Regions from separate parts of the Homo sapiens genome. Here region 2 is linked to region 1. Evidence: chromatin loops called from intact Hi-C (ENCODE). Cell type or tissue: sigmoid colon. All regions are shown on one strand. Links, peaks and the distances in the headings refer to the core of each region. The heading gives the core; the rest is flanking DNA.

Region 1 (2,931 bases), core at 285-2,784:
CTGCAGAGCAGGAACAAGGGAGAAAAGGGGCCCTGTGTGGAGTCCCAGAACATTTTGGAAATGGCCAATATGCAGTTTTCATCAGTATGAAGGCGGGGTGCAATATGGTGCCTGTAGTTCACGAGGGAATATGAATGTTGATTAAGCATACTCCCAGGCTTTGAAATTCTGAAAGCAGTGTCAGAATAATGGATGTTGAGCAAATGTCAAGCATTTGTTAATTTCTCTGTTATTTGGAGTTTATCTACCATGATCAATCAAATAAACTAGTGCTTCTCTCTTGTGGCATGTGTCATTGATATGGTGATTAGGTGGCTAGAGAGACCTTCTGCTTTTTTTCCAGGTAACAGATTATAAACGAGTAGACAGAGCTTTTCAGTTAAAGATTTGTTTATGGCTTGGTTTAGTAGAAATTTGTATATTAACTGAATACTTTGGTGGCAGTGTGAAAATCCGTGGCCACATGTCAAAGACATAAATTCTGGGACCATTTATACCAGGAGAACTAGTATTGGAGGCATGTTTTCCATCAAAGTATAGTTTTCAGTAGTTTATGAAACTTTGATGTAAAACTGGACAAAAGAAATGGATCCTAGATGAATGCTAACCTTAACATTTGTAGATAGACTTTTCAATCCATTTTTATGTCATTTTTCCTATTTCAATGGTTAATTCTAAGTTAGTGATTGACTTTTATTCGTGAGTGAGAGTAAATTTGTTTCATGTGATTCAACATAATTTCTATTATTTTTAGGAAGTAATGCTACAGTGTTTTGATGTCCCAAGTAGGGGTATCAAAAAAAAAAAAGTAAAAGGTTCCTTTCAGAGTTTACTTAACTGTGGATTATTGTGCAGTGCTAACATTCTGCAGTGTGAGGAGTTGGTTCCCTTTTAGAATGTGAATGACTTTACCAACTGGGATTTCATTAGGGGTTGAGACTAGGTACGATGTGTAACTGTCCTACCCTTCAGCACGGGGTAACTTGGACTGAAAAGGGACCTTTATGTGAAATTTTAGTGGCTGGAATCAAGGTAGATTTGTGATTGGAGATTTGTCCTTTTTCTATACCCCATTTTCTTTTCGTAGTCTTAGGCTTGTAGCTTACATGATTCAGATGGAGACTAGTGTAATACTTACCACCCTTGACCATGTCCAACAGGTACCTCTGTGGTCTTTGGCATGGATATTTTTGCAAAACGACCTACTGAGGTGATCTGTCACCTATTATTAAACCTCATGAACTTGTTTTTTCAGGGGATTCACAACTGAGCAGCCACAGGGCATTGTAAAACCCCAGTGAACTAACTACTTGTGTGATTTCTGGAGCTCTTTGGTTTTCTCAGTCTGCCATGAGGTCACAAATATGGCAGTTTCCAAAGCAGAACATTTTTAGCTTCCTCTTCAAGCTAAGCTGCTTTATCTTAACTGTCTACATTAGACCTTTGCTTTTGGCCTTCTCTGGGACTGGAATTCCTAACCGTATGAGTAAAATCCTCGTGTCCTGCCTGGCACACAGTGCTAGTGAGCTCTACCATTGTACTGCCTCCAGCATCATAAAAATAGACAGCAGTGCTGATTGACTTTTCTGGGCTGCTCTCTGAAAATTCGTCATGAACCTGACACGATCATAGCATCACTGAATCATTAACTTGCACCATACACCAAAACACTCAGGGTTTTATCGATAGCAGCTCTCAATTTTTTTTTGTATTCATAGTGATAAAGCTACTATTATTCCTAATTGGGATTAGGAAGACATGAAAAATCTTGTTAGGGTGTTGAAAAATTATTATGTAACAGTAAGAGGGAAAGAGTTTGAATTTCACTTACTGTGAATTCTTAAGCGTATGTGCTCAGCGTGAACGCTTCCAGCCACTCCAGTGGAAGGGGCTGATGGTTTTGGTTGGTGGTGTGCCCTGTGCCTGCCAGGCTATCAGCGCCTGCATCTTGTCTTCTACTTAACTCTTCTAATGTCCTCCAATAACCAAACTTTTATTTTCCCTCACATGTATTGCAACTATAAATTAATGGCTCACAGTTTTAAAAGTGCTATAATGAATACTATTTCCTACTGCGGACACATTGTAATGATAGCAAAAACACTTTTGGGACTTCTCTTTTGGCAAGTATTTTTGGAGTGTGTGACACAGTGTCTTTGGTACTTTTGAGAATGGAGACAAAAGGCATTATTAAGTTTGAAAAATAAGGGGGCTGATGTTACTAGGTGACCATAAATTCTAGAGACATAATTATTTTGCCATGTGTTATAATTCAATAACAATAAATCCTTTATTGTATTTATCTGTGTTTCTAGACGTGGTGGCCACCCTGTATTTTGGTGAGATGTGAGATGTGACTGTGAAGTTGGTTTTCTTGTGTAACTGGTAAAGTGGTTCTAAAGTGATTCTTAAAGATAAGTTGGGCTGGGCGCAGTGGCTCACGCCTGTAATCCCAGCACTTTGGGAGGCCGAGGCGGGCAGATCACGAGGTCAGGAGATCGAGGCTCGAGCCATCCTAGCTAACACGGTGAAACCCCGTCTCTACTAAAAAAAAATATATATACAAAAAATGAGCCAGGCGTGGTGGCAGGCACCTGTAGTCCCAGCTACTTGGGAGGCTTAGGCAGGAGAACGGCGTGAATGCGGGAGGCAGAGCTTGCAGTGAGCCGAGATCATGCCTCTGCACTCCAGCCTGGGTGACAGAGACTCCGTCTCAAAAAAAAAAAAAGGTAAGTTGTGTTTTTGAGCCATGGCAGCATCATTGGTGCTAAATATACAAATCACACTCCTCTGGGATTATTACTTTGGCCAAAGATAATGTGAGTAAATTAGCTCCTTCTTTTAGCTGAAAAAGTTTATTTTGTTACTTTATCCTTGTACTTAGTAAGTGCAGACTCTCCTTCCTTAACTATTAGCCCTTATTTTATGCCC
Region 2 (2,931 bases), core at 250-2,749, 51 kb after region 1:
GAGATTGCACCACTGCACTCCAGCCTGGGTGACAGAGCAAGACTTCATCTCAAAAAAAAAATAAAAAAAAATACAGTCTTTGAATTCTTAGTTGGTATCAACTCAATGCTAGCAAGAATGCAGAGACACATGAATTCTCCTGGGCATTAGGAATGGAGCCCACGTCACCTTAATGTAGTATTGAGAATGACATCTGTATATCCCAGTTGCAATTTGGATGTTTGCCAGGGTTGGATGAAGGTTCAACATTCATTTGTGTAGCCCTACCCCAAAGAGCATTCAGGGTAACTGGAGACAGAAGCAAACCATTATACCAGTGTGAAAAGTGCAATGCTATAAGTTTGCACAAGATCATGATGAGGATGCAGAGAAAGGTACCATTAGGATTTTCTAATTATGTCTTTATGGAATATTTTCAGTAATTAGTATGTCCCTTTGATTACATATCTGAAAATTTAAATAGAGCCTGATCTGTCACTTTGATGTGGGGGATAATTAAAGTTTCCAGAAAAGACAAATATAACCTTAAATTAAACTTAATTTTTTTTCCTACCACTTATGAGGTGCTACAGGTATAGTTGGGAAACAGATTGGAAAACAAATAAATTTAGAGCAGATCCACCATGTTCAATGTATGTGGCACCTCACTAGGCCTCGAGGGATCAGGGTTCTATTTCAGGGTTCTATAGCTTTATTGTTTACCAGCTAAGAGAGCCCAGATGGGTTTTATCAGTGCCCTGGGGTTTGGTTTCTTTATATGACCAACTGGGAAGCTTTAACAACCTCATAATTAGGAATTTCCACAGTATTAAGTATGGTCATGCTTTTAATATTATCCAGACTATATAGATACAGAGGATTGTAGTTATGGTTTAATCATCTTCTGTTTCTTTAAACTTGATAGAAGTTCTTCACTGGTCATTAGCAGGATAATGATTGATGCAACTTTTACATGAAGCCATGTCATTTTGACTTAAAGCAACAGATCTCTGGTATAAAAGGTAGTCTGGCATCTAGCTGCTACTCTTTCACTGTTTGCAGTCAGCTCTCACCATGGCATGCTCCTTCTTTTCATGCTGATCTCTACTCGAGTGTCACTCCCTCAGAGAGGGGCTTCCTGAACAACCCATCTAAGTTTACATTTTATTCTAGCATATACCATTATACTGTATATTTATCTCCCTGCCTTTTTATTGTTTGTGTCACCACTGTAATATAATCTCTGTGATGATGGGACCATGAATGGTTTTTTTTCCTGCTGTTGCTTCTTCAGAACCTGGAATAAGGCCTGACACATAGCGCTCCAAAATACTTGTCGGGTAACTGAAACTGAAGTAGAAAGCTGTAAAGATATCCCAATATTGGTATAGGCTTAAATACGCTGACCCAGAATCAGAAACCATAGTAAATACGCACTCTTGGTGGTTACAGGCACACAATCAGCTGGTCTGACTTGACTGAACTGATTGCTGGTTCCTTGGGTGGTATCAGTGCAGTGGCCTTGTTTGTGAGAAATTGATGTGAGGTTCTTAACGGACCTGTTTCCCAGGGACCTTTCTCTAAAGCACATTTGCCTTGTTTTATTTATTTATTTTTTCCTCTTGCTTCTGAACGTCCTTATTTTCCAATTGGTTTCCCAAATAATACATTCAAGGGTGGCCCCAATATGTGGAAAATTGCTTTGTTAGAATTATTTTGAAGTTACAATGATCCAGAGGTTCTCCCCACCTTAAATAATTTGCTGTTACCCCACTTTGCTTACAGGAAAATTATACAACTTTATAAATATACTCATGAAATAATATAATTTAGTACCTACTTCTGGCAGTTATATGGAAGACCTCACCTGTTGACTTTATTACTGTCAGACAAATACCCAGAGCTTATTCACTTAAATAATATACTGTAGGGAAAATTTCCATACCTAATTCTGCTTTCTTGTCCAATATGGTTTTTAAAAATTATTTAATTTTTCATTTGTTAAAGGAAAAGTATAAGGTGATTTTTTATTATATAATCACCTACTATAAACAAAGTACTTGGTAGGCATAATAAATTAAATAAAATACAATTCTCCAACCTTCATGAAGCTTTCAACATTACAGTGGGGGATGGGTTTGAGGTAGCCAAGTAATAGGCAAATACAATATGCTACGTTACATGATAGAAAGATGTACAGGGTATTCCTCGATTGCATATGAGGAGCACTTAACTTATATGGTAGTGGATCGAAGAAGGTGACATCTGAATTGAATCATGAGTTATCCAGGTGAGGGATGGGAGCGGGAGACAGTGACTAGAGATGAGGCTGGCAGAGTAGAGTAGGTAGAAACCAGATTATGAAGAACCTTACAAGAGCTGTTAAATGGTTATAATTTAATCTTGAGATTTAATGTGGGGCCTTGAAGTGTTATAACAAGGGGAATGACACATTCAAATTTTTGTAAAAAAAAAAAAAATCCCCCCAGCTTCCATGTCTGGGGTTTTGTTTTGTTTGGGGATTTTGGGGAGTTGTGTGTTTTTTTCCAGTGGAGTGAGAGGATAATGAGAGCTGGAGGTTCTTCCACAAATCTAGGGCAGATAAGGTGATGGCTTGTATTGCCTGTCACAGGTGTGCTGACCCACTGATGACATGTCTGTTCCATCGTTTTCTTAATAAGGTGTCAAGCAGCCCTGTGAAACAGGTAAAGGAAAAGGCAAGATGGGTGCATGAATGCTTTTCTCAAACTATATAAGTCAACTTCTTTCCTTTCCATGCAATGGTTGTCTGTGGTAGAGACAAGGCAGAGTGATATGGATAGTTCCTCTTGTTCACTTTATATGGTAGGAGGTGAAAGAAAACAAGGGAGACCTAAGTATTTACACCTTCTGCCCCCACCTTCAGCTTCTTAGTTGCCAGTGGTTTTGAGGTGAGTTGTTTGTGTTATGTTT

Evidence for each region. Hi-C counts contacts between places; a loop is a spot of excess contacts. Peaks named below come from ENCODE experiments on the same cell type or tissue, not always from the same donor. Only the 100,000 strongest peaks of a DNase experiment are listed, where the experiment ranks them.
Region 2: it touches region 1 in a loop (2.3-fold over the local background); 2 of 110 quality-filtered maps call a loop at or near these places.

Annotation. Positions count from the first base shown.
Region 1 is chr15:36,600,269-36,603,199 of GRCh38, forward strand. The region is part of intron 1 of CDIN1 (CDAN1 interacting nuclease 1); the gene reads left to right. Among named protein-coding and RNA genes, the nearest start is that of CDIN1, 22 kb to the left of the region's middle. In sigmoid colon, for the core only: no CTCF peak of the experiment used is centred there; DNase peaks (open chromatin) are centred at 1,513 and 1,913; H3K4me3 peaks cover 534 bases.
Region 2 is chr15:36,651,012-36,653,942 of GRCh38, forward strand. The region is part of intron 3 of CDIN1 (CDAN1 interacting nuclease 1); the gene reads left to right. Among named protein-coding and RNA genes, the nearest start is that of CDIN1, 73 kb to the left of the region's middle. In sigmoid colon, for the core only: no CTCF peak of the experiment used is centred there; no DNase peak of the experiment used is centred there.